5 separate regions of the Homo sapiens genome follow, and regions 2, 3, 4 and 5 are each linked to region 1. Evidence: chromatin loops called from intact Hi-C (ENCODE). Cell type or tissue: dorsolateral prefrontal cortex. All regions are shown on one strand.

Evidence for each region. A loop is a pair of places that touch in the nucleus more often than their neighbours do. Peaks named below come from ENCODE experiments on the same cell type or tissue, not always from the same donor. Only the 100,000 strongest peaks of a DNase experiment are listed, where the experiment ranks them.
Region 2: it touches region 1 in a loop (3-fold over the local background); 9 of 110 quality-filtered maps call a loop at or near these places.
Region 3: a loop joins it to region 1, with 6 times the contacts of the local background. A loop is called at or near these places in 4 of 110 quality-filtered maps.
Region 4: a loop joins it to region 1, with 2.9 times the contacts of the local background. A loop is called at or near these places in 4 of 110 quality-filtered maps.
Region 5: it touches region 1 in a loop (2.3-fold over the local background); 8 of 110 quality-filtered maps call a loop at or near these places.

The regions. Positions count from the first base shown.
Region 1 is chr7:154,830,850-154,835,849 of GRCh38, reverse strand. The region is part of intron 16 of DPP6 (dipeptidyl peptidase like 6); the gene reads right to left. LOC105375580 (a long non-coding RNA gene) reads left to right here. Exons shown (of 4, transcript XR_928190.3): 3 at 2,149-2,315. Among named protein-coding and RNA genes, the nearest start is that of PAXIP1-AS2, 95 kb to the left of the region's middle. In dorsolateral prefrontal cortex, a CTCF peak has its summit at 3,114 (motif pointing left); DNase peaks (open chromatin) are centred at 1,819 and 3,059; H3K27ac peaks cover 1,138 bases.
Region 2 is chr7:154,900,874-154,905,873 of GRCh38, reverse strand. No RefSeq gene overlaps it. Among named protein-coding and RNA genes, the nearest start is that of PAXIP1-AS2, 25 kb to the left of the region's middle. In dorsolateral prefrontal cortex, no CTCF peak of the experiment used is centred here; DNase peaks (open chromatin) are centred at 2,728 and 3,096; H3K27ac peaks cover 1,695 bases.
Region 3 is chr7:155,342,380-155,347,379 of GRCh38, reverse strand. No RefSeq gene overlaps it. Among named protein-coding and RNA genes, the nearest start is that of BLACE, 23 kb to the left of the region's middle. RefSeq lists a silencer at 2,245-2,634. In dorsolateral prefrontal cortex, a CTCF peak has its summit at 2,297 (motif pointing right); a DNase peak (open chromatin) is centred at 2,289; H3K4me3 peaks cover 1,119 bases.
Region 4 is chr7:155,005,941-155,010,940 of GRCh38, reverse strand. No RefSeq gene overlaps it. Among named protein-coding and RNA genes, the nearest start is that of PAXIP1-DT, 5.0 kb to the right of the region's middle. In dorsolateral prefrontal cortex, CTCF peaks have their summits at 1,184 and 2,840 (motif pointing right); no DNase peak of the experiment used is centred here.
Region 5 is chr7:154,911,445-154,916,444 of GRCh38, reverse strand. No RefSeq gene overlaps it. Among named protein-coding and RNA genes, the nearest start is that of PAXIP1-AS2, 15 kb to the left of the region's middle. RefSeq lists an enhancer at 2,358-2,447. In dorsolateral prefrontal cortex, a CTCF peak has its summit at 2,549 (motif pointing left); a DNase peak (open chromatin) is centred at 2,544; H3K4me3 peaks cover 1,446 bases; H3K27ac peaks cover 2,029 bases; H3K27me3 peaks cover 496 bases.

The sequences.
Region 1 (5,000 bases):
AACCACTGATTTATTAATCATAAGATTTTACAGAGATTGCCTAAGAGGCATTCTGATTTCAGAAAATGAAAATAGGAAAAGTGTGTCTTGGAAGCAAAGAATGGGCATTTTGTACACTCTGGGCTCTCAGCCTCTGAACTGCATCTGAATCACCCGGATGGCTTGTTAAAGTGGACACGGGTGGGCACCAGCCCTGTGTTTCTGACTCCATGGGTTTGTGATTGGGGCCTGAGAATGTGTGTCTCTAACAAAATCCAGCCACCAAAACACTTTGGGGTCCACTGCTCCAAGGTAGTGATTTAAAGCAAGCTCCTTGTCAGCTGGCCTTAAGTCAGAGAGGATTGTAGGTGGTTGAAGAAGGATTTGGAGGAGTAGGTACCTGGGGACTGGATCAGTTTCCTAAGGCTGTCCTAACAAGGTCCCACAGACCGGGCAGCTTAAAACAACAGAAATAGATTGTCTCACAGGTCTGGAGGCCAGAAGTCCGAGATGAAGGTGGGGGCAGGGCGGCAGCTCTTTCAGCTTCTGGTGGGGGCCATCAGTCCGCGGCTTGTCCTTCCTTTCCCTGCCTCTGACGTCGCACAGCAGCGTCTGCCTCCCGTGTCTGTCTCTTCTCCTCTTCTTGGAAGGCCACCCCTCGTATCAGATCCGGGGTCCATCCTACTCCAGTATGGCCTCACTTTAATTAGTTACATCTACAATGATCCTATTTCCTGGGCATTAGGACTTTAACACATTTTGTGGGGAAATAAGTCACAAAAGGGAGCTAGAGGTAGGTCTTAGGGTCCACTGCTCTAAGGTGATGTCAGAAGAGCTCCATTTGGTGCACACTGACCCTATACGTCTAAGTCATTCTCATTCTCCCTTTCCCTTACATATCATACTTAGACTGTATTTTCAGACACCCCCAAGCCAGCGAAATACGGCACAGAAGCAGTCACTATCACAACAAACCTTTGCAGGGCAGGGGTGCCCTGCGGCAGTGTCTCCTAGAGTCTTTCTCAGACCGTAGACAACTGGCCCCAAATCACATCAAGAGAAAAGGGGCTCTTCCAGTCGCTGGCCCACAAATGATAATCATTTCTGCAATGAATACATTCAACTTTACTTCTTTGCCGTGAACATCACGATCCCACAGCAGCGGAAGAGGCAGGGTCTAGTGAAGGTCTTGCACTTTACGCTTTAGCGCTTCTGCTCACCACCGTGCAACCCTAGTCTCCGAGTCTCCCTCTTCTCACATGTGAAATGTGAACAATAGTGTCGTTTCTAAAAGGTAAGTGACATAGATGCTCTTTGCAGTTCTTGGCCATTATTAGAGCGAAATAAATGGGAGCTGGTTTTTTTTGTTTTTGTTTTTGTTTTTGTTTTTCTTTGAGATGGAGTTTTGCTTTTGTCACCCAGGCTGGAGTGCAATGGCATGGTCTCAGCTCACTGCAACCTCCGCCTCCTGGGTTCAAGTGATTCCCCTGCCTCAGCCTCCTGAGTAGCTGGGATTACAGGCACGCACCACCACAACTGGCTAATTTTTTTTTTTTTTTGTATTTAGTAGAGACGAGGTTTCACCATGTTGGCTAGGCTGGTCTTGAACTCCTGACTTAAGGGGATCCGCCTGCCTCGGCCTCCCAAAGTGCTGGGATTACAGGAGTGAGCCACTGCACCCGGCTGGGAGCTGTTGTTAATAGTGTAAATATTCCTCAGTGGCAGCTGGGATTTCTAGGGAGACAGAGACAGATGCTAGCTTATGAGCTAGGGGAGGCTGAGTGTCCGCCCACCCTGGCAAGGCACAACTCATCATTGAGTTGTTTCTTCATCTTGTTTCTGTTTGGAAACGGTGCTGATGACCTCACTGGGCAGTGAGTACTCAGAGGACAGGCGTCCTTATTCTTGTCTGCGTGAAGATGAGCTACATCCGTGCAGCCCCGGGACCATCCAGGCCTAGCCCAGGCCTTCCATATCCAGTTCTGCTAAGGCCACCACCAACTCTTGTACCCAGAAAGAAAATAAAACTCCTTTGTCCACATAATTTTCCTTTGTCCTTAAATTTCCTTTGTCTATGAGAATCTTTGGTCATTTTAGTGTAATTTTTTGCACAGAATGGAAACTCATCAGCTGCTATTAACTGGTGGCTATGTGAATTTATGTTGCCAGGCATCGGAAACAAGAGGTGAATTCTCCCCATATGACAGGAAATTGGTGCAAATGACCAGAGCCCCCCACCTCTGAGATACGGAGTCAGAGTCGGAGCTACAATGACGGATGACATCAGCATCAATGTCAGCATCCCCTCCAGCATCACCACCGTCTACCAGCAACAGGTCCTGCTCTGAGTGTTTCAGATAATAAATAATTTACACTTCGTCAGCCGTACAAGGCTGGTACTACTATCCCAAATTTGTAGATGAGGCAGCCAAGGCACACAGAAGTCACTTCTTGCTCCTTCTCGATGAGGGGTTGTCTGCCTTTTCCTCCCCACACCCCATTTTTACCAGTTACCAAACACTCCTTTTCTTGGCTTCCTACAGCCCTTATGGTCTTTCTTAAACACCTTGCCATCCCATCCTCTGCCTTTGACTGTCCTCCTGCTGGCTGTGTGTGCCTGTCTCTACGACAATATGCTGGCAGGGCACTGGGACCCCGGGACCCTCACTCTTCTGCACTGCTCCTGTGTGCATCGGAGCCCAGGCTGCTTGCATGGCGTGAGTGAGATGCCTCCACTTAGCAGAGGTCTCAGCACGTGCTAGTCCCTTCCCCAAGCTTGGGTCCCTTGACTGGTTTCCCAATGGGATTCATTTTCCTAGACTTCAGGCTACTTGAGGGCAGGGCCTCTGTCCTCATCTCCACAAACTCAGCATTCTGCCTGGCATCTGCCAAATATTGGGTCCCAAAGAAAGACTTCTCGAACTGGAGGGCTCGATTCTCTGTGTCCCCACAGGGTAGTCTTGACATTGTCAGTTGTGGCAGTGGCGATGTGGTGTGTGGTTTACATGTTGGAGGCAACACCATTCCCTGGGAAGTTACCAGTCACTTGCAGAACCCATCACGGTCCTGCGAGGAGAAGCACAAATGTGCAGTACTGCAGTGCCCTCTTGTGTCTAGGACGTCACTAGGGTTCAACACACTTAGGTCTGTGGAGGAGATTTCTGGGACTGTGTCAGCAAAAATGTTGGTGTTTCCCTGTGCACAGGAGAGGGCAGAGCGCTGTTCACAGGCCCTGGGGTGTGCGGATGTGGGAGGAACTCTGGCTCTTGTGTGGGCTCAGCTCCTGATCAGCTGTGTGCCCTCGCGTGAGACGTAACGAGTGTCTTAATATTCTCATCTGTAAAATGGGTGGTGGCTTTGCTACTGGGAAGGGAGATGGTGAGCTCCTGGGCTTCCAGCAGCTTCCAGGCTCCCAATGGTATGACCCCATGATCGGTTGTTGGGTAGAGACTTCATGTGTGTCTGTCACTCCCCAGGTCTAGCACGATGCCTCTTCATGCAAATGCATACTTATCGTTGGTTCCAACAAAGTCCCTGGCACATGGATGTGGAATTCCTTGGGTCCTCCAGGCCCCAGAGCATGTCTCTGTCCCAGCATTGTCACAGTGAAGGACAGTCCTCCTGAGTACCTCTCTCTCCCTCCAACACAAGCCCCTCAAAAGCATCGATCTCAAGCACCCAGTTCGTTGCCTGGCATACGGCAGCCACTCAGGAACTGAGCCGAACGCATGAGGGAAAGAAGAGTCATAACCTGTTTTAGGGAAATGAAGTGCTGGTACAGTGGCTTCCTTGAAATTGTCACGAAGCTACTGAGAAAGAAATCAACCTGGCAGGGTTTTGCTTTCTCAGTAAGATGAATTGCATTCTTCTTTGCAAAGTCTCATAATACATTATTTCATGTGGGTTTAACTTGTGATGAAGGAGAGGGCCATAGAAGCCTATGTATTTTTGTAAAGATTTGTCAGAATCTCAAGCTAGCAGCTGACTATACACAGCTCAGTTCCTACTGGTGCTCTAACTGACAGGACAAGAGAGGAACTTTCTGACAATAAGTAAGGCCAGAGGAGGCGCAGATGTGGGTTTGATTCCTCAGTTACATGAATTGCAAAGAAACCCCGTGGTATATGAGTGGTTCCCAGGTCTCTGTAAGCTTTCTTGTCATGAAAAGGAAAACTTGATTATGGCTAATAAAATGCTCCCACTCATACTGAATGGGAAAATGTATCTGGATTGCCAAGTCTGATTTCAAGAGATTTTTTTTAAAAAGAAATAATGTTTGTAACATTCATAAACTGTCACGTCACCTGAAATTGCTACTTGCTGGGATGAGAAAATAAATTGCAGTAGAAATTAGCACAAAAATGCAAAGATGATGTGCAGAAAGTTTTCTTAAGAAGAATCAACATCCTTTCAGCAGCCTCCCTTTCTAAAACTTTTGCAATAAAGAGTTTTTTTTCCCCTTTTTAAATTTCTACCCAGCTCTGCCTAAATTCTAGGTAACCCTACATCAGTGGCCCCTGGAGTAGGGAGGGTCTCTACCACAGCACTGTGGCCTGTGTGGTCAACCGGTGATTGAAGATCTCATCAAAGCCACTCCGAGCCTCATGCATCTGGCTCCTGACTGCTATTGAAAGCCCTTGGTGGCAGGTGGCCTGGAGAGCTCTCCACAGTGGACGACTGGTCGTGGATTGGTGTGGATTCATCCTGTGTGGTCTCTTTGTCTTTCCAGATGGAGAGGTCTGTGGTCCTTTTTCTAAGGCAGGGCTGACGTTGGGGCAGGGTGGCTTCTGAGGGTGAAGGAGGGCACCCACTCACCGTGGGGATGACACGGTCACCTGGGCGTGGACGGTGAGAGGCAAGAACAGAGTCCGTGGTAGAGAATCCTGGAGAAGGTTCACAACTACAGCCATGCTGCGAGAATCGGTTCTGTGGCTGTCCAGCAATAATGGATGTAAACATCCAGTTCATCTACCAAAGGGATCTTAAGCCTGGTGATAGAATGAAGGAACTCATACTTGAAA
Region 2 (5,000 bases), 70 kb before region 1:
ACAGCAGGGGCATCCCTGCACCCTCCCTCCTGATCCCTGCTCCCACCTCCTTCGCCAAGTCTGTCTGCTCTGCTCAGTGCTGGGTGCTCGACCAGGCTTCCCCTCCTCTCTGGATGGCCAAGCCTAACCAAGGCCTGACCACCCACCCAGATGGGGAGGGAAGAGGAGGGGAGGCAACGGGGAGAGACAAGGAAGGATACAAGGCCGGAGGGAGGGAGAGATGGGGAAAAGACAAAAGAGGAGAGAGAAAGAGAGGGAGAAGGGGAGAAGAAAGATGGGGACAGAGACAGAGAGAATGGACAGAGAGAGAGGAGAGAAAGAGAGAGACGACTGGAGAGAGAGAGAGAGAAAGACTGGGGTGGTCAGGGTTGTGGGGCGGAGTGTCCAGGCCTGGGAGCTCAGCCCTAAACCTTGCTGTAATTGTTACTTTATAACAATGTAACTTTGAAGCAGTGGACTAGCTCCCTGTGCCTGGTGACTGAATAATTGAAGAAATGTTTGCAGGGCTGGCGTGGAGTGCTAGCAGCTGCGGCCTCCTCTGATATGTATGAAGCCTGATAAATTATGCCTGAGCCAGCAGCGTGGTGGTGTGAGACTCCTGACCCCAGAGTCTGGGGGCCTTGGATGCTCTCTTCATGGCGTTTAACTTCCACCGTGCTCCCCAGACAGCCTCTGCCGGTTACTGAATCAGTAGACCTCCTTGAGGCTGCGGTCTCTGAAAGTGCTCTAGAAGCAGGGGTGTGGAGCTCAGCTTCAGGGTGGGATTCCAGGAGCATGGAAATGCGGGGTGGTCCCGCCCAACATGGAGCTAGGACCCCCCACATCCTCTTGCAATTCATTCTGTCCACGTCTCTCCAGTTGCTCAGAACTGCCACGTGAGCCAGGCGCTGTTGATGGGGGACGGAGGGGTGAGGTATGGGGGAAATAAACCGTCTCGCTTACCCCGGGAACTTGTCATTTGGGTGGGAAAAAGTCAGTTTCGATTTGTGGAAGTGCCTGCCCAATGCCACAGAAGAAACCTGTCCAGGATGGAGGGTGTGGGTTTGTCAACTCCTGGTGCTGCATTCTTTGGCCCTCCTAGAGGCCCTGCCCCATAGACTAACCGGTGTTAGCCAGAGTTAGTGGTGCCTGATGGAGAGTGTCACACCTACTCACTGGAAATGGGCGGGAAGGGGTTTGGCCCTTTGCTTCCCAACTCCATTTTCAGTGATGGCAGCTTGGGTGTTTGACGTTGGCCATAGTGGAAACACTTACACCACGGAGATCGACAGACTCTATGGGTTGGGATTTTCTTTTCTTTTGTTTTTCTCTCCTTTTGTTTTCTATTAGGAAGGCTGATGCCAGCATACCACTGAGAGGGTCATCTAAGTCCAGCTCAAGGTCCTCAAAGCCCACAGTTGCTGCAGTCATAGAAGAGGATCTCAAGCAGTGGATTCATTCTGCCTCCTTCCGCCAAGCGAGTAAAAATCTCATTCACAGGACAATCATGCTGACTTTCAGACAATATTAAGATTTCCGTAAAAATGGTTATTTGGAAAAGCACACATCTGCTAATATATCTGAGACGTAAAACTCCAGCAGTCTTGGTGCAGTTGAAAACAGAATTTGGAGACATTCATGGGTCCTGCTTCTCTACTGGTCAATGAATTCATCATATTTATATACTTATGAGCTGGGCTTGGTGGCTCACGCCTGTAATCCCAGCACTTTGGGAGGCCGAGGCGGGAGGATCACTTGAGGTCAGGAGTTCGAGACCAGCCTGGCCAACATGGTGAAAGCCCGTCTCTATAAAAATATAAAAATTAGCCAGGTGTGGTGGCGCACATCTGTAGTTCCAGCTACTCGGGAGGCTGAGGCAGGAGGATCACTTGAACCCAGGAGGTGGAGGTCACAGTGAGCCAAGATTGCACCACTGCACTCCAGCCTGGGCAACAGAGCGAGACTCCGTCTCAAAAAAAAAAAAAAATTATGTTGATTATACCACTCTTCTCCACAGGGAATACTGGCAGTGAAATCCGATTGAACGAACTACAGTGGATAATCTTGCTCACTGACCTTGCCGGCCTCTGGGTGAGAGTGGGTCTCACCACCACTGACGACCTACGTTTCACCAGCTTTGCCCCCTGCCATCTCAGGCTAGGACGCTGGCCACCAAGGGCTCCTTGCCAAGTGTGCCTGGACTCAGGCTCCCACACAGCTGGAAATTGACTCCTTTGTGTGACTGGCTCAGGTCAAACAGCTGCTCCCGTGGTGTCTGCTGCTCACCCAGACACATGGGACCATCCTCCACCTCGGAGCCCTCCACAGCCCCCAGGTTCCAGCCGTGGTGACTGGCAGGAGGCTGCTGCAGACCCTGGGCTGCCCAGGTGGCCCCAGATCTCAGAGCTTCTCTGGACCGACTGCATGGCGCTCCCTCTGGGCCACAGAGAGTGCCCCCAGCCTCCCAGGCCAAGCCAGCCCTCCCTTTGTCTCCCAGAAAACGAGTTCTTCAGCTCCTGCTGGAGAGCCTCTCGCAGACCAGCGACCCCTGCTCACCTCTCCAGGCACCTGGGCAGAAGGCCTTTCTTTGTTCTCTTTCAGCTCAAACAAATCAACCTGCCAAGGCCAAGCCTATTACTCAAACACATGGAGGTCACACAGTTCATCTGCTGTGCCCAAACGTGGGTAGACTCGGGTTTGGGACCTGGTAAGGGCCTCCCTTTGGAGAGGGAGCTGGTGGTGGCAGGACTCCCTCCCGAGCACTGACTGGCTTTGTTATCTGGGGCCAGTGACGGCGTCTCTCTGTTCCTTTTGTTTCCTGTCCGCCAAACGTAAATAATGGTAACCCAACCTCATGGGGTAGTTGTAGATTGAAATGTGTTAATTGTGCAGAGATTAAATGTGTTTATCCACGCAGAATGCTAGCACAGTGCTTGATATAGAGCAGGCTTTTCATAAATGTTAATTATTATTATTAATGTGGCTATTGTGATCTTTGGAGTGAATGGATGCATAGTCATCTGCCTTGTGTCCAATGCAAATGCTTAGTTGTCCTGAATAACTGGCAACTACACAGCGTTTTGCAGTGAGAGGCTCTGGGCCCTAGGATCAAGCCGCTGGCCTGTGTAATTCAGCCCTCACAGTGCAGTGTGCTAGCTGGCATCAAATTTGACTGCAAAACACAGAAAAGGCCAAGATAAAGAAGATAGAGCGTTCTGATGAGGGACACCAGGGCTGGTATAGTGTGCCCACCTGCCAGGAGCCCAGGCAGCATCTGCTTGCTCTCTGTCACCCTTGGCTCGGAGCTTCCACCTTGTGGACCAAGGCTCTGTTGGGTCTTCAGGAACCCAGAGGGAGGAGGGAGAAGATGAGACCAAGGATGCTTCCCTGCTGTCTTTTGAGGAAGTGTCTTGGCAGCTGCCATGTGGCATGTCACATACATCCCAGTGGCCAGAAGTTAGGCTCAGCGAAGAGGCCGGAACAGTTTTTATTCTGGATGACCATAGGCCCAGTTAAAAACTGGGGGTTCCACTTCTAAGAAAGAGGGGTGGTAGTGCTAGGGTGGACTCCAGTTAGTGCCTGAAGGAATTTTTCTACCATTTCTCTTCCTGCCATTTGTGAACCCTTCCCAATGTAGCAGGGATTTGATGCTTGGGACTAGGAACCAGTGACTTATGTCAGACGGTTCAGAGTCTGCGCCCACTCTCAAGGGTCACTTATGCCCCAGCCTATCCCATATTTACAGAAAGGGGTGTCCTGCAGAGGCACTGATGCGGGTGCTGGCAGAGTTTTTGGGGGTGGTTGTGAGTTGTATTAGTTATCGAATGCTGTGTGACAAATCACTCCAAAACTTAATGGCTTAAAACAACAGTCATTTACGATTGCTCACAGTTCCTTTAGATTTGGAATCTGAGAGTGCCTTGGCCAAGAATTCTGTCTGAGAGTCTCTCTTGAGGTTGCAATCAGATGTCAGCTGTGGCCATAGTCATGGGTGGGACTGACAGAGGATGGAGGATTTACTGCCATGGTGGCGCCCCTACATGGCTGGAGAATTGCACTGGCTGCTGGTGGGAGGCCTCAGTTCCTCTCAACATGGACCTCTCCGTGGAGCTGCTTGAACATCCTTGCAACATGGTGGCCAACTTCCCACAGAAGGAGCCATCTGGCCAGGAGAGAAAGACAGAAGCTGCAGTACCGTTAATGACCAAGCCTTGGCATTCACGCACTGTCACCTCTGCAGTATTCTGTAGTCACAGGGGTCAAGCCTGATTCCATGTGGGAGTGGACTCCACACGACAGGAATACTAAAAAAAGCGGGTAGAGTTGGCATCATGGTGGGTGGCTAGCAAAGTGCGTATTTAATCAGCTTAGCACGACTGGCTGTGGCTCCATTCATCACTGTGGAAGTTCAGACAAGCAGAAATTAACACTGTGAATCTTCACAAGTTGACTTTAGGTCTCCTGAAGGGTCTCTTGATCTACTGGGATAACTAATTTGGGAAATGAAAAATTTTCCCTTTTCCTTCCAATGGAAAAGCCTTTGGCTGGGAATTAGGGTTTTAGAGCTGGTTGAAGTAAAAACCAGCTACATCCTCTGGGCAAATCATTTAAATTTTGTGCACCTTCCTTATCAGTGAAATTGGAATAGTTATGTTACTTGCCTCATGTCCTTCCCAAGGATGTTCTGAGACTCCAGTAGTAACAAAGGTGAAAATGCAGTCAACGCATTCTCCTTGGGCTGAGGTTCATGGCTGCTACTTGGCTGAGTATGAAAGTCTTCTATCAACGTCTCAAATTTGTTAATAGCCCTTTTCTAGAGAAAGAGAAAGAAAACTCAGTGAGATTCTCACATCGTCTGGAGGTGCCTCGATGACTCTTCCAGGCCAGAAGCTGTCTCATTGAGTGAGATTTGTAAGGGAGTTTAGTCCATGAGGCCCAAAGCCCTTCGGCATGAATGGCTTGTGTTTCCAGGTGGCAATTCTTGGTGCCACCAGGATGGTATTAGACGTGCAGGGACACAC
Region 3 (5,000 bases), 510 kb before region 1:
AGTGCTCTCTATGTAGGTGCTCTATGGGAGTGCTCTCTATGCGGGTGCTCTGAGTGCTCTCTCTATGTGGGTGTTCTCTCTATGTGGGTGCTCTCTCTATGTAGGTGCTCTATGCGAGTGCTCTATGTGAGTGCTCTGTTTATGTAGGTGCTCTCTCTATGTGAGTGCTCTATGTAGGTGTTCTCTGTGAGTGCTCTCTCTATGTGGGTGCTCTCTCTATGTAGGTGCTCTATATGGGTGCTCTCTCTATGTGGGTACTCTGTGGGTGCTCTCTGTGTGTGCTCTCTATGTGAGTGCTCTATGTAGGTGCTCTCTCTATGTGAGTGCTCTCTCTATGTAGATGCTCTCTCTATGTGGGTGCTCTCTCTTTGTGGATGCTCTCTCTATGTGGGTGCTCTCTCTATGTAGGTGCTCTCTCTATGTGAGTGCTATGTAGGTGCTCTCTGTATGTGAGTGCTCTCTATGTAGATGCTCTATTTGGGTGCTCTCTCTATGTGGGTGCTCTCTCTATATGGGTGCTCTCTCTATGTGGGTGCTCTCTATGTAGGTGCTCTTTTTGTGGGTGCTCTCTCTATGTGGGTGCTCTCTATGTGGGTGCTCTCTCTGTGAGTGCTCTCTCTATGGGTGCTCTATGTGAGTGCTCTTTCTATGTGGGTGCTCTCTCTGTGTGAGTGCTCTCTCTATGTGAGTGCTCTCTCTAGGTGCTCTATGTGAGTGGTCTATGGGGGTGCTCTCTCTATGGAGGTGCTCTATGTGAGTGCTGTCTCTATGGGGGTGCTCCCTCTGTGTGGGTGCTCTATGGGGGTGCGCTATGTGAGTGCTCTGTCTATGGGATGCTCCCTCTGTGTGGGTGCTCTCTCTGTGGGGGTGCTCCCTCTGTGTGGGGGCTCTATGGGGTGCTCTCTCTATGGGGGTATTTTCTCTAGTGGGTGCTCTGTGTGAGTGCTGTGTCTATAGGGTGCTCCCTCTGTGTGGGTGCTGTCTCTATGGGTGCTCTCTCTAAGGGATGCTCTCTCTATAGGGGTGCTCCCTCTGTGTGGGGGCTTTCTCTATGGTGGTGCTCTCTCTATAGGGATGCTCTCTATGGGGGTGCTTTCTTTAGGGGGGTGCTCTATGTGAGTGCTCCCTCTGTGTGCGTGCTCCCTCTGTGGGTGGTTTCGCTAAGGGGTGCTCTCTCTAAGGGGTGCTGTCTCTATGGGGGTGCTCCCTCTGTGTGGGGGCTTTCTATGGTGGTGCTCTCTATAGGGATGCTCTCTATGTGGGTGCTTTCTTTAGGGGGTGCTCTATGTGAGTGCTCCCTCTGTGTGGATGCTGCCTCTGTGTGGGTGCTTTCGCTAAGGGGTGCTCTCTCTAAGGGGTGCTGTCTCTATGGGGGTGCTCCCTCTGTGTGGGGGCTTTCTCTATGGTGGTGCTCTCTAGGGGTGCTCTCTCTATGGGGTGCTCTCTCTATAAGGGTGCTCTCTCTATAAGGGTGCTCTCTCTATGGGGGTGCTTTCTCTAGGGGGGTGCTCTATGTGAGTGCTGTCTCTATGGGGGTGCTCCCTCTGTGTGGGTGCTCTCTCTATGCAGATGCTCTATATGGGTGCTCTGTGGGAGTGCTCTCTATGTGGGCACTCTCTTTAGTGAGTGCTCTATGTGAGTGCTCTCTCTGTGGGTGCTCCCTCTATGTGGGTGCTCTCTGTATGTGGGTGCTCTCTTTACTGAGTGCTGTATGTGGGTGCTCTCTCTATGGGAGTGCTCTCTGTGTAGATGCTCTAGTGAGTGCTCTCTTTATGTGAGCGCCCTCTTTATGTGAGTGCTCTATGTATGTAGGTGCTCTCTTTATGTGGGTGCTGTCTTTAGTGAGTGCCCCCTCAATGTGTTACTTGCTCTATGCGATGCTCTCTTATGTGACTCTGCAGTCCCTGGAACCACTGAAGGGGCGGATGGTTGTTATAATCGGATGAGAGCAGCTAGTTAAAAAAGCAGATTGCAAGGCGGCTGGGGACTGAGTGGACCCGGTGGCTATTTCTATTACATTTGTAATTTGACCTTCCAGTTTTTTACGTTTCAGCCACTTACGTGTCATCCCTGCTCTCAAAGCTTCATTTTCAGCAATCTAGAAAACAAGCCCCAAGTCCCTGTCTCTTGTAACCTCAGTGAATACATTGCCGAAAGCTCCGTCTAGTGTGTATACAGCTTAAGGAAAGACAACCGACGTACACGCTGCATTTCTCAGCGACGAAATTCCCACTGCCTTGTGCCTTGAAGTCAGTCGCCGGCAGGGCTCCGCGCTCTCTCTAGGGTGGGCGGGAGTCGGAGCGCGCGGCGCGCGGATGGCCGCCAGGGGGCGCTGGTGCGGCGCGGCGGGGGCGAAGGGGCGGGGACTAGCCCAGGGCGCCACTCAGTCCCCGCGCGGGAAGCTTTGGGGCGCGCTGCCCTGCGGCGTGGGGCGCGGCGGCGTCCGACTGCGGGGTGACCGCCCCTCCTCGGGCCGGGGCCTCAGCAGCCGCCCTGGCCCCTGGATTGCGCTGGCGGGACAGGTGTGTGGGAGGAGGAGGCTGAAAGCGCCCTCCCACTAAGGACACACGGGCGCAGGGGAGCCCCGGGAGGGCCACGGGGGAGCCCCGGGAGGGCCACGGGAGAGCCCCAGAAAGGTCCCAGGAAGGACTCGGGAGAGCCCCAGGAAGCTCCAGGGAGAGCCCCAAGAAGGTTCCGGGAGAGCCCCCAGGAAGACCCCGGGAGAGCCCCAGGGAGGTCCCGGGAGGGCCCCAGGAAGACCCTGGCAGAGCCCGAGGAAGATCCCGAGAAAGCCCCAGGAAGGTCCCGAGAGAGCCCCAGGAAGGCCCCAGGAAGGTCCCGGGAGAGCCCCAGGGAGGTCCCAGGAGGGCCCCAGGAAGCGCCCGGCAAAGCCCCAGAAAAGGGAAAGCGCAGAACCAGCCCCAGGTCGGGAGGCCCCGCAGCAACAGGAGTGGTGTCAAGGGGAGGTTGCCTGCACCACGGCCGGCCGTAGGGCCCCACAGTGTAGGGTGTGGGTTTTTTCATTGTTTTGTTGTTGTTGTTGTTTATTTGTTTGTTTTTTGAGACAGTCTCGCGCTGTCGCCCAGGTTGTTGTGCAGTGGTGCGATCTTGGCTCCCTGCAACCTCCACCTCCCAGGTTCAAGCGATTCTCCTGCCTCAGCCTCCCGAGTAGCTGGGACTACAGGCACATGCCATCACGCCCAGCTATTTTTTGTATTTTTAGTAGAGACAGGGTTTCACCATGTTGGCCAGGATGGTCTCAGTCTCTTGACCTCATGATCCACCTGCCTCGACCTCCCAAAGTGCTGGGATCACAGGCATGAGCCACTGCGCCCAGCCTAGGGTGTGGTTTTATGAGGCACGATGCCCAGGTAATATCCCCAGGTGGGCCGCAGGTCACTAAAGGTGCGTTTCTGCCATTGGTGAGGTGGGAGAAAGGCCCTGTGCCTCACAGTGGGCAGATCTTTCTGGAATGCGAGCTGAGGCCGTTGAAGCGCCTGCTGTGTGTGGGGCAGAGACAGGTGACAAGCCTTGGCCTGCCTTTGAATCCCTGTCTTTGGCTCCAGGGGCCACTGGCAGTGTCTGAAGCTGATTTGGTTGCAGGAGGGGCTGCCACAGGCATCTAAACGGGCAGAGGCCAGGGATGCAGGCAGGCCCACCGCCATGCACACGATGGCCCCACAGAGAGGCCCCCAGCCCTGCACAGGACAGCCCCACACAGTTATCCTGTTCAAATGCCACTGAGGCGAGGCTGAATATCCTGGTCAAGAGAGACAAAGACAGGCATCCACAGAAATGCTCTGATGGGTTCCCAGGGGCATGGGGACAGGGTGAGGAGCCACTCAGCCGTACAGTATAGCCGTCCCCCTGGCAGTGTGGGCATTGGCCCTGTTCCCTGGGCTCCAGGACAGTTACTTGCAGATTTCTTGTTGCATTTGGACTCTGTTTACCATCACTCCATGGATATTAACAGGGTGCCTACACTACAAGTTCAGATCGCACGAGGGAGACCAGGTCCCCTTCCATCTGTTAGGACCGCAGTGGGGAGAGCTACAGTGGCCCCTCAGGCTTGGATTATGCCAGGTGAAACCCCAGTAGTTGCTGTGATCTGGCTGCGTGAAGTGCATGTTCTGAGTGGGTTAAGCAAGACAGATCGTACAGAGTTATTGGTGTTCAAAGATGAGTTAAACAAAAGAAATCAGTAGGGTTACTAAAGTAGAAATAGTTAAAACAGAACAACAGAAAACCAAGCTTGTAAACTGAATGCAGAATCACAAAGTTTGTGGAAAGAGGTGATGCATGATTCAAAAATCTATCAACATACCAGGAATTTGGAAGTGGGGAGTGAGAAAGAAGTAGAGGAAAGTGAAGATATTTGAACTATATTGGGCAGTGGGGGTTGGGGAGCTCTTGCTAACAAATATTAAAGAGGCAGATGGTAAAGAATGGTTTAGAAAAATGTCAAGGTTACTACTTTAAAAGTACAGAGAGCTTTCACATCACGAAAGATGATACGAACAAAATAACAGCCCTCCATAGCTTTCTCCCGCTGCCTCACAAAATACCGCAGACTGGGTGGCTTGAACCACAGACACTTATTCCTCAGGCTCTGGAGGTTGGAGGCCTGAGGGGTGGGTGCCAGCATGGCTGGGCTCTCGCGAGGCCCCTCTTCCAGGCTCACAGAAGGCCACCTTCTTGCCCTGCCCTCCTCAGTGGCCTTTCTTGGTGCCAGCATCGGAGGAGAGAATGAGCGAGCTCTCTGGTGTCCCTTGTTATGAGAGCACTAATCTCGTGGGATCAGGGCCCACCCTTATGGCCTCGTGTAACCTTAATGGCTGCCTTACTTCACGTACAGCCATACCGGGGTTTGAGGCTCCAGCATGGGAATTTTGGGGCCTCGCCAACATTCAGTCCATGGGAGGCCCCTAGGACGAAATGCTGGGCTTGAAGGAAACTGCATAAAGCAAAACAGAGACATCTCGGAGCAAGGGAGCTGGGGA
Region 4 (5,000 bases), 180 kb before region 1:
TTGAAATAATTTTATCTTAATAGACTTATCACGCAGTTCTTGGGCACTCAACGTCAGTTACAAATCCTGGGGTCACTCTTAGGCTGTAACAATTTCTCGTTATTATAATTTTTAGCAGGGCACACATAGTACGCTGTTTGGCTTAAATCCACTCCAAACATGGGCCGACATCTTAATTTCTAGCTTCCTCTTGACTACCCTTCAGACATACTGAATGTTAGCTTGCTAGGGCTACTGTAACAAAGTGCCACATACTGGCAGCTTAAACAATAGACATTCATTCTCTCAGTTCTGGAGGCCAGAAATCGAAGATGAAGGTGGTGGCCAGGCTGTGCTTTCTCTGAAGGCGTTAGGGGAGAGGCGGTCCTGGCCTCTTCCAGCTTCTGGTGTCTGCCGCAACCTTGGTGTTCCTCAGCTTCTAGACACGTCACCCCAACCCTTGTCGCGGTCATCACTTGGCACTCTCCTGGGTGTCTGTGTTCAAATTTTCTTCTTCTTATATGAACACCAGTGACAGGATTTAGGTCCCATCCTCATCCAGTAGGACCTCATCTTAATGATGGGGGCAAAGACCCTACTTCCAAATAAGGTCACACTCACAGGTACCAGCGGTTAAAATCTGAGTTAAGATTCAATATGTCTTCTTGTTTACCCACAACATGAGTAAACAGTCAATCCCACAGCCAGCTTGTCACAAAGTACTTAACTTTAAATAGCTGGTAAGCAATTTTCTTTTCTGTTTTCACAGCCACAGAATTATGCTAAGTCTCAAATGCAACAACTTCCTCTGATGAGGTCTCAAGATCTTCATACGCTAGACACAGTCTATTATTTCTTATTACTCCCCATTTCTATCTTAAATCATCAGTTATTTAATATCCAAAATGTGCACCCTTTTATTTGGCAATATCAGTATTCTGGCCTCTTTTCAGTGGTTTCTCCTCTCCCTTCAAGAACTATTCCCCTCAGCCCGCTCCATCCAAGAGGTTTCCCCCAGCTATTCTGGCACATGGGAACCTCTTTTCTAAATCTCTGCTGCATTTCTACAGAATCCCACTAGTGTTAGGCTCGTGCATCCAAGTATTTGTTAGTTTTTTGAGAGCAGACACAATATTTTAAGAATTTCTCATTGTCCCTGTAAGAGTTTCCTGTCCATCACAACAGGGTCACCACTGGGGGCAGCACACTCAAATTACAATCATCTAAGAAGGTTTATCAAGGAACTACTTACAAAGGTGTAGGCAGGATGCATGGAGAGTGAAGGGACCTGTGGGGAGAAGCAGGTGAGCCCTCACCACCCTAGGTCCAAGGGATGAGAGGAAGGAAAGATTCCCAGGACCTGGAAGGAGAGAGTTGTATAGAATGGGCTCCTCTGCCAGCTCAAGGCAACCTGATGAGGAACCTGGGAAATAAACACCGTCATACCTCTCTCCTCCCTCCCCTCACTGCCCAGCTTTCTGCTGGGACTCCCCATTGACCAAATTCAACTAGAAGCCAATGTGCAAGGGATTCTACTTATATAATCTGCTCAGGTCAGCACCCAGGGGCGGAGAAAAAGGTGGAGCAGGATGGAGTACAGATCTGACATGGGGAGTGGGACAAATGGAAGGCATCTAACACATCCCTCACATGCCTCAGAGAACTACCTTGTGTTTGCTTTTTAAAAATAATGCTGTTTCTTTGTTGTTTGTTTTTGAGATAGACTCTCACTTTGTGGCCCAGACTGGCATGATCTCAGCTCACTGCAACCTCTGCCTCCCAGGTTCAAGCGATCCTTGTGGCTCAGTCTCCTGGGTAGCTGGGATTCCAGGCGTGCACCACCATGCCTGGCTAATTTTTTTGTATTTTCAGTAGAGATGGGGTTTTACCATTTGGCCAGGCGGGAAAAAGAATACGCTTAATCCTCTATGTATAAAGCCAGTAACCTCAAATTCAACAAATATCTATTGAGTAGCTAACGGGTATTTTTTTTGAAATTATCTTTGAGAATTTTGTTTTATATTACACTAATCTTAATTCATATAAGAATTTTTTTGAAAACCAAAAATGGCAAAAATTGGCAAGATACCATCAATGCCATTTTCTTTTCTTGGACGTGTAAGAAGACCACATCACCCAGCAGTCTCCTTTACAGCTTACGGAGGTGTCAGGAGACCAGGTTCTGGCCAGTGGAAATGGCTGGAGGTATGTGTGCCACTCTTGCTAGCTCAGCCATAGAAACTGCAGCAGGATACTCTACATGCTTTGTCCCCATCTGTACAGCTAACAAAGCCACATGACAGAAGCCAAGTCCCATTTGGAAGAAAGCTGTCCGAAGGAAGCCACCAAGGCGTTATGTGCAAGAAACTTTCTTTTTCGTTTTTTTTTGAGACAGAGTCTAGATCTGTCACCCAGGATGGAGTGCAGTGGTGCAATCTTGACTCAATGCAACCTCCACCTCACCGGTTCAAGCCATTCTCGTGCCTCAGCCTCCCGAGTAGCTGGGATTACAGGTGCGCACCACCATGCTCAACTAGTTTTTGTATTTTTAGTAAGAGATGAGGTTTCACCATGTTAGCCAGGCTGGTCTCGAACTCCTGACCTAAGTGATCCACCTGCCTCGGGCACCCAAAGTGTTGGGATTACAGGCATGAGCCACTGTGCCCGGTGGAAACTTTCAAAGTCTTATCCCACTGAAATGTAGTTACAACATGATCTTAATCCGGGTTTCTCAACAGTGGCACTATTGACATTTTGCACGGGTCCTTTGTCATGGAGGACGGTCCCATGCGTTGCGTGATGTTTAGCAGCTTCCTATCCTCCACCACTAGATGCCAGTAGCATCCCCTACCCCCTAGTTGTGACAACCAAAAATGTCTCCAGACGTTGTCAAATGTGCCATAGGGGGCTAAATTGCCCATGGTTGAGAATCGCTGATCCTGTTACCGCACTGTTCTCAGAGTGACGGGAGACAGGTATGGGACGTCGTTTCTAACCTTAAAGGATGGAACATTATAATACGTTATACATGTATTTTAAGATGATTGCTTCATTGGAGTACTGTAATTGTTAAATTGGAAACAACAAATGTGCAACAATACAGAATATTGTACATTCAAACAAGGGAGTATTATGTATTCATTAAATGATATAGATATTTATTGACATGGAAAAACAGTCTTGATTTTTTTGAAGTGGCAGAGTATGGGGTATAATTTTTTTTAGGGAAATATATTTATACGGGACAATGTCTAGAAGGATTTCCATAGTGGTTGCTTCTGGGCATAGAATTTGAGGTAATTTACAATTTCTCTTCACTTGTGATTTCTAGTTTTCCGACACTGAATAGCTACATGACACTGGTGGCAGCTGTGCCCCGCAGGTCCACTGACGGGATCTTTCCTGCAGAGAAGCAGTGCTCCTTTGAGTTCGCAGTTTCTCCTTCAACTAAACTATGGCCTGTTTGTGCCTGCAACTGGAGTATTCTGACCCTTTCATGAGAAGGTTAAATGTTGTCTATAAACCCAAACTGAAGGTTTACTAAACATTAAAAATATCTAATTTTAAGGGATGTATGGATAGCTGAACAGGAGAGATGAAGACTGAGACTGTTGTATACAATATAGAAATACATTTAAAAAAAGCCATTTGGAAATAATCTAAGTAACTGCCTCGAGTTTCCACCAGTAAGGGCAATTTGAGTTAAATATCCCCAAATCTACTTTTTTTTTTCTAATTTTTTATTTTTCCTAGGCTTAGGTTATCTAATTTTGCCAAATAGAAAATGAGAAACATATTTACTGAACTAGCACTGGCAGTAAGCAGGCTGTTTAATTCTCCAAAGGCTGATTATCAACAAAATGATCATGCTTTTAATTTACCTGGGGGAAGTCTAAAAATATTAATGCTCAGTGTCATATTTGGAAGTGGTATATGCTTCAAATTAAACAAATGCATAGCTTCTGTTTAATAAACTGATAGCTATCACCCTAAAATGGGTCATCCTTAAAGTGTCACAAAACCAGTGATAAGAATTTTATTTAACTGTGAATAAGATACAGCACTGTCAACATGATATTTTGTTCCTATAACTTTGCATATGGCCATTTTGGGGAAGATAATTTCTGAGTTTACCGCTTGCCTTTAAATATTGACTTGCCATCTTTACGTCCTCTGCTAGATGGGTTACTCTTCATGATGTCAGGATGCTAGTTTTTTAGACTGCCTCAGAGCATCCTTTATCCACATGAAATTAACCTAATGTAAACATTTTTATTTTTCATTACTGGCCAAGCAGTAGTATTGGAGACTCAGTGAGTGAGTGTGACACTGCCTCCAGGCCTTCCTGATGCTGTTGCCGTAAGATCCACTTGTGTGGACCGCCTTGCACAGTTCACGTGTGATATTTTACAAATACTGACTAGGTGATGGGGTTTTAAATAGCAGATTTATTTATTTATTTAGAGTCTCACTCTGCCACCTAAGCTGGAGTGCAGTGGTGTGATCTCTGCTCTCTGCAACCTCTGCTTCCCGGGTTCAAGTGATTCTCCTGCCTCAGCTTCCCAAGAAGGTAGGATTACAGGTGCACGCCACCATGCCCAGCTAATTTTTGTTTTTAGTAGAGACTGGCTTTCACCATGTTGGCCAGGCTGGTGTTGAACTCCTGACCTCCAGTGATCTGCCTGCCTTGGCCTCCCAAAGTGCTGGGATTATAGGGGTGAGCCACCACGCTGGCCTTAAATAGCAGGTTTCTTAATCCCGCAATTTGCCTTACCATCAGAACCTGAAGTAGGGTAAGCTTGTTCTCTTGAACGTTACAAATTGCTTTCTTAATTCACAAAATAAAATACCTGGTTGAGGTCCACTTCAGGTCTTTTAACATAAAATCACATGCTTAGTTTGTGTTTAACCAAGAAAATCAAAGGGAGGGCCGGGTGTGATGGCTCACGCCTTTAACCCCAGCACTTTGGGAGGCCGAGGCAGAAGGATCACAAGGTCAGGAGTTCAAGACCAGCCTGGCC
Region 5 (5,000 bases), 81 kb before region 1:
TATTGAGCCAAGACACGGGGACCTGGGCAACACGTGGTTTTGTGGATTGGTGCTGGGAAGGGGTGGCCTGGGAAAGCTAAGGATGGAGGAGAGGAAAAGGGAAGCTGCAGGCTGCTGTGAGGGGTACCCCTGGTCAAATGGCACTTTGGGGATGAGGAGACTTGGGATCCACTTGTAACCCCAGCCGCACACTGCGGGGGATCTCTGGGGACACTTCTGTCACTTGTATTTTATTGCACTAAGAGCCTAGAAGTTTGATCTAAGAATGGCAGAGTCAGCAGCCGGCACTGTGGAGCCCTGATTTGTGGTAAAAATACTGAAATATGGAAATCCTCCCACACGAGTTTGTAGTAGCGCTGCATGAGCCCCTCTCTTGGGTGTCCCCGCCCACTAATATCACCTCATCATCCGGCACCAGGGGAGCCAAATACCTGACATGGGGGAGCTTGGAGGGGGCTGTTCCAGCCCAATGTGGGCAGCCCCAGCGGGTTGTGCCCCGAAGCTGTTAGTGCTCTGAACATCACCTCTACTCTGAGGTAGGGTACTGTCGGGTGTGCTGGGCTGCAGGTGTCCTGGGCTGAGGGCATATGGTGTCAGGTGTGCTAGGCTGAGGTTGTGTGGGAGTCAGGTGTCCTGAGCTGCAGGTGTCCTGGGCTGAGGTTGCAGGAGTGTCAGGTGTGCTGGGCTAGGTTGTGGACATCAGGTGTCCTGGGCTAGGTTGTGTGGGTGTCAGGTGTGCTGGGCTGCAGGTGTCCTGGGCTGAGGTTGTGCAGTGTCAGGCATCCTGGCACCGCCTCTCCACCCAGGGCTGGGCCTGCTTCTGGAACCCCCTTGGGTTCTCTGGGGCTTTGGTGCTCACCACCCTGGTCTAGAAATGGAATGCCGGCACGGGTTTCAGAACAAGGGCTCTGAAGCCACATGACCCTAGGTTTGAATGGTAAATGTACTTTTAATGTGATCTTGAGAATTTTTCTTCAACCTCTGTAGCTCTGTTTTCTTACCTCTAATAGGCCTATGGCAAGGATTAGATGAAATTAGCACAAAGCGGGATCTTCCAAATCCTCCTCCTGGTCTTAAGGTACCTAGGGACTGGTTAAAAGTAGGTTCTTGGACACCCCTAAGACCTGCTAAGTCAGACCCCCGGGTGTGGGGGGCAGTGCAGCCAGCCAGGCCCGGGAAGCCCGGGCCGCGTGTCTCCCCAGCGTTCTCCAGCTCTCAGCAGCACCCGCACTGCAGCTGGGCTCCCTGCGCCTGGAGCCCCGGGTGCTACCCCCGACCACCACCGTGTGGTGCTGGCGCTGGGTGACTCACACTCTGCCAGCTGTGCCCCAAGCAAAGCCTCCGCGATGGTTGCGGGCTGAATCAATTGTGTCCTCCAGATTCATAAGCTGCCGGTCGAACTCCCAGGACCTCAGAATGTGGCTTTATGTGGAGCTGGGGTCTCTACGGCGGCCAGTAAGGTATAATGAGGTCATGTGGGTGGGCCCTGATCCAGCAGGACTGGTGTCCTTCCAAGAAGAGAAGATGAGGATACAGCCGTGCACGCGGGGACAGTCAGGTGAGGGCACGGGGAGAAGACGGCAGCTCAGCTGAGGAGAGAGGCCCCAGGCAGAAGCAGCCCTGCCCACACCCAGATCTCGGGCTGTGGCCGCCAGGACTGGGAAACGCAGACGCCCGCTGCTGAGCCCACTGGCCCGCGGTGCTGTGTTGCTGCTGCCGAGCTGACGAGGATGTGAGATCCTCCCTGGCTTTGCCTGCGGCCGCCCGCGAAGCCCATTTACCCGCCTCGTCTTGCTGGTCCCCAGGCCCCCCGGGGGGACGGGTTCCCCTTTGGCTTCTTGCAGTGGCTGCAGCCCTGGAAGCTGCTGGGAGGAGACGGCTGGGGCTGGGCAGGGCTCGGAGCTGACTTCGTGTCACCTGAGCGAGCTGCACAAAAGTCACAAATGCCACCCTTTCTACGTGTGCTGATGGGTCACTCCGCAATTCCTAGGCATTGATTTTGTGTCTGGGAAGGTCACCGTGGCCCACACGGACAAAAGCTGCTGCTCTCCTGGGTCCCGCTGGAACCAAAGGCCCCAGAGAACCCGTGGGGCTTCCAGAGGCAGGCCCGGCCCCGGCTGGAGGGGCGATGAGCAGGGCACCCGATGCCTGCGCCGTGGTGGGAATGCGGGGAGCACGGCCCCCGGAGGGTCCGCCATCCCCCGCGGCGCACCGGAGCCTGACCCCGGCTCTCCCTACACCTGCAGCCTGCACGCGACTCTCTCCGAGCTGATTTCTGCGGCTCCCGCTGCCCTCGGCTGGCTCACTAGTTCCTTCGAAGCCTGTGCGCTTCGGACCCCGCTCCATCTCTCCTCTAAAGAGGAAGCCAAGAGTGGGTCCGCAGTCCCTCTCGGCGCCACGTTAGCCCGGGAAGTGTTTTCACCTCCCGGGGCTCCTCATGGTACCTTTGCAACTCGCAGTCCCAGAGCGTGCAATCTTCCTCCAGGTACCAGGGCCCGGCCCAGCCGGGAGGCCTCAGAGACCTGCCAGAGCTGGGCCTTTGCTGCCATCTGCTGGCGGCTCTCAGATGACAGGTTGAAGGCCTGAGGAGTGGCCTCCCAGGGCCAGTCCAGTTCAAGTTCAGCAGGGGGCAAGGCCTGAACTCTGCACTCCTGAGCAGCTCCGGGGGAGGCCCAGGTGCTGGCCACGCGGCAGTTCCGCTGCGCTCTGTTCTCAGACGCGGAGGCCGATCTAAGAGTTTCCGCTGCTTGGGAACCTGTGGCCACATCGCCTGGTCTGGGTTTCACAGGTTTGGGGTCTTGGGGACCCTCTGGCCAACCATCTCATTTCCCATTGGCTGAAGCCCAAGAGGTTCCAGCGACCTGTCCAGGGTCACAGAGCTGGTTCTTGAATAATTGGGAAGAGATACACCCCTTCCACTGCCCAGAAATGTTTTCCAAAGACTGTTCAAGAAACGTGAGTTGGCGGACAGAGAGCAATGCCGGGTGGGGAGAGGCCGCTGCAGGGCTGAGAGAAGGGGCCACATGAGCGGGGAGGAGAGTCTCAGGGATGAACGGGGCTCAGAGCCCACCCAAGGACGCCAGCTGCCCCTGTCTCCGTCCTGCTGCACAGAGGTCGTTTTCGCAGCTGTAGAAATTGGTCACATTTCTGTTTGTGCCAAAAACCAATTTGTACCAGTCGACAAATTGAAAAGCATGTGCTTTCAATTGTCCTTGGCACTTGAAAAAACTAACTTTCCCGTGATTCAGACCCACTTCCCTGCTGATTTTATATTTCCGATGTCGAGTTCACGTCAGCTGTTCCTAAATAGGAGGGAAGCTGTACAAAAACGTCTCTGCTGTCAAAGACAACACGGTCGTATTGGAGACACAATTTTGGAAGGATTTTTCTTGGCAAACCCACTTTCCTCCAGCTTGGGGATTTAACATTTTTTTTCTTCTACCATCTGCTCCCTTGAGGCTTGGAAAGGCCTCAGCTCAAAAGCTCAGACCCGAGGGTGCTGATGAACCGCACCTGGCCTACGGAGGGGGATGCCAGCACTTCTCAGTGTCAGCTTCACTCTTTATGGTCATTGCTCCACGTTCTTTTTTTTTTTTTTTTTTTTTGAGATGGAGTTTTGCTCTGTCGCCCAGGCTAGAGTGCAATGGCACGATCTCGGCTCACTGCAACCTCCGCCTCCCAGGTTCAAGCAATTCTCCCACTTCTGCCTCCCGAGTAACTGGGATTACAGGCACCTGCAACCACGCCCAGCTAATTTTTTATATTTTTAGTAGAGATGGGGTGTCATCATGTTGGCCAGGCTGGTCTCAAACTCTTGACCTCAGTTGATCCATCTGCCTCAGCCTCCCAAAGTGCTGGGATTACAGGTGTGAGCACCGTGCCCAGCCTGCTCCACATTCTTGTAGTGTGCAAGGTGGAGTCGTTAGCCAGAGATCTATACTCAGGAAACGGGTGAGTGACTGGTTGCTGGTGAATCTAGCAACTTGATGTCACATGGCAGGTCATTTATCTGTGGTCATCGTGCTCTGGTGGACAGCTGGTTAGGGACAATACAGGGTAGAACAGAGAGGCAGCCCACCGTCCACTCCTTTCTGTGTGAGACTCACAGAAAGACACTGTTTCTGGGGTAACAAGATTTCAGTCTAGTTGGGGAAATGGAAACCACTCCAAGAGCAATTAGCAAGAAAAACAAATGTCATTACATGCTGAACATGAAGTGCTGAGCTGATGACACTGGAAGACATGGCCCGATGACAAGAACAAAACTTGACCCTGTGTTGCAGACAAAAGGTGCGGGGACCTGAAGCCTGTCTCTCTGGCCCTGCCCAGGCTGTCGGGAACAATCAGATTAACATCAGCTGCTGCTCAGATTCCATTATCTGATATCAAGCCGCTGTCCTGCTGGTCATTGAGCTGCAGTTAGCAATTTTCTAAAATTTAAAGTAAAGACCTTTGGTTGCCTATGTGACCCCTGGGCTGGGGTTTGAGGGAGAACTGGAGCCTCAAGGATGTGCTCAGGCCCACAGGGCCCTGCAGAAGGATCTCAGTTCTACAGCTCCTGAGGGCAGCTTTCTGGGCCAGGCCAAGGGAATCCATGGGGCCAATGAGGCTGTCCAGACAGGCGGTCTCCTGTGTGTTAGGGGAGGCAGGTGACTAGCATCTGGGATTGTATTAGTTACCTACTGCTGTGTAACATACAACCCCAATACTTAGAAGCTTAACACCACACTGATTATCTCCCAGTGTCTGAGGGCCAGGAATCTGGCTGAGGCTTGATTGCGTGGCTCTGGCCCAGGCTCTCTTGGGAGTTTGCAGTCAGGCTCTCAGCAGGGACTGCAGCCATCTCAGGGCTCTGCAAGACAGGCTGCTCAGGGGCCTCTGCTTGAGTGGCAGCTGGGTTTCCCCAGAGTTAGTGATGAGACAGAGAGAGACATTCAGGCAGACATAGACACACAGAGAGAGGAGAGACAGAGACTGGGAGAAAGAAAAGGAAAGGAGAG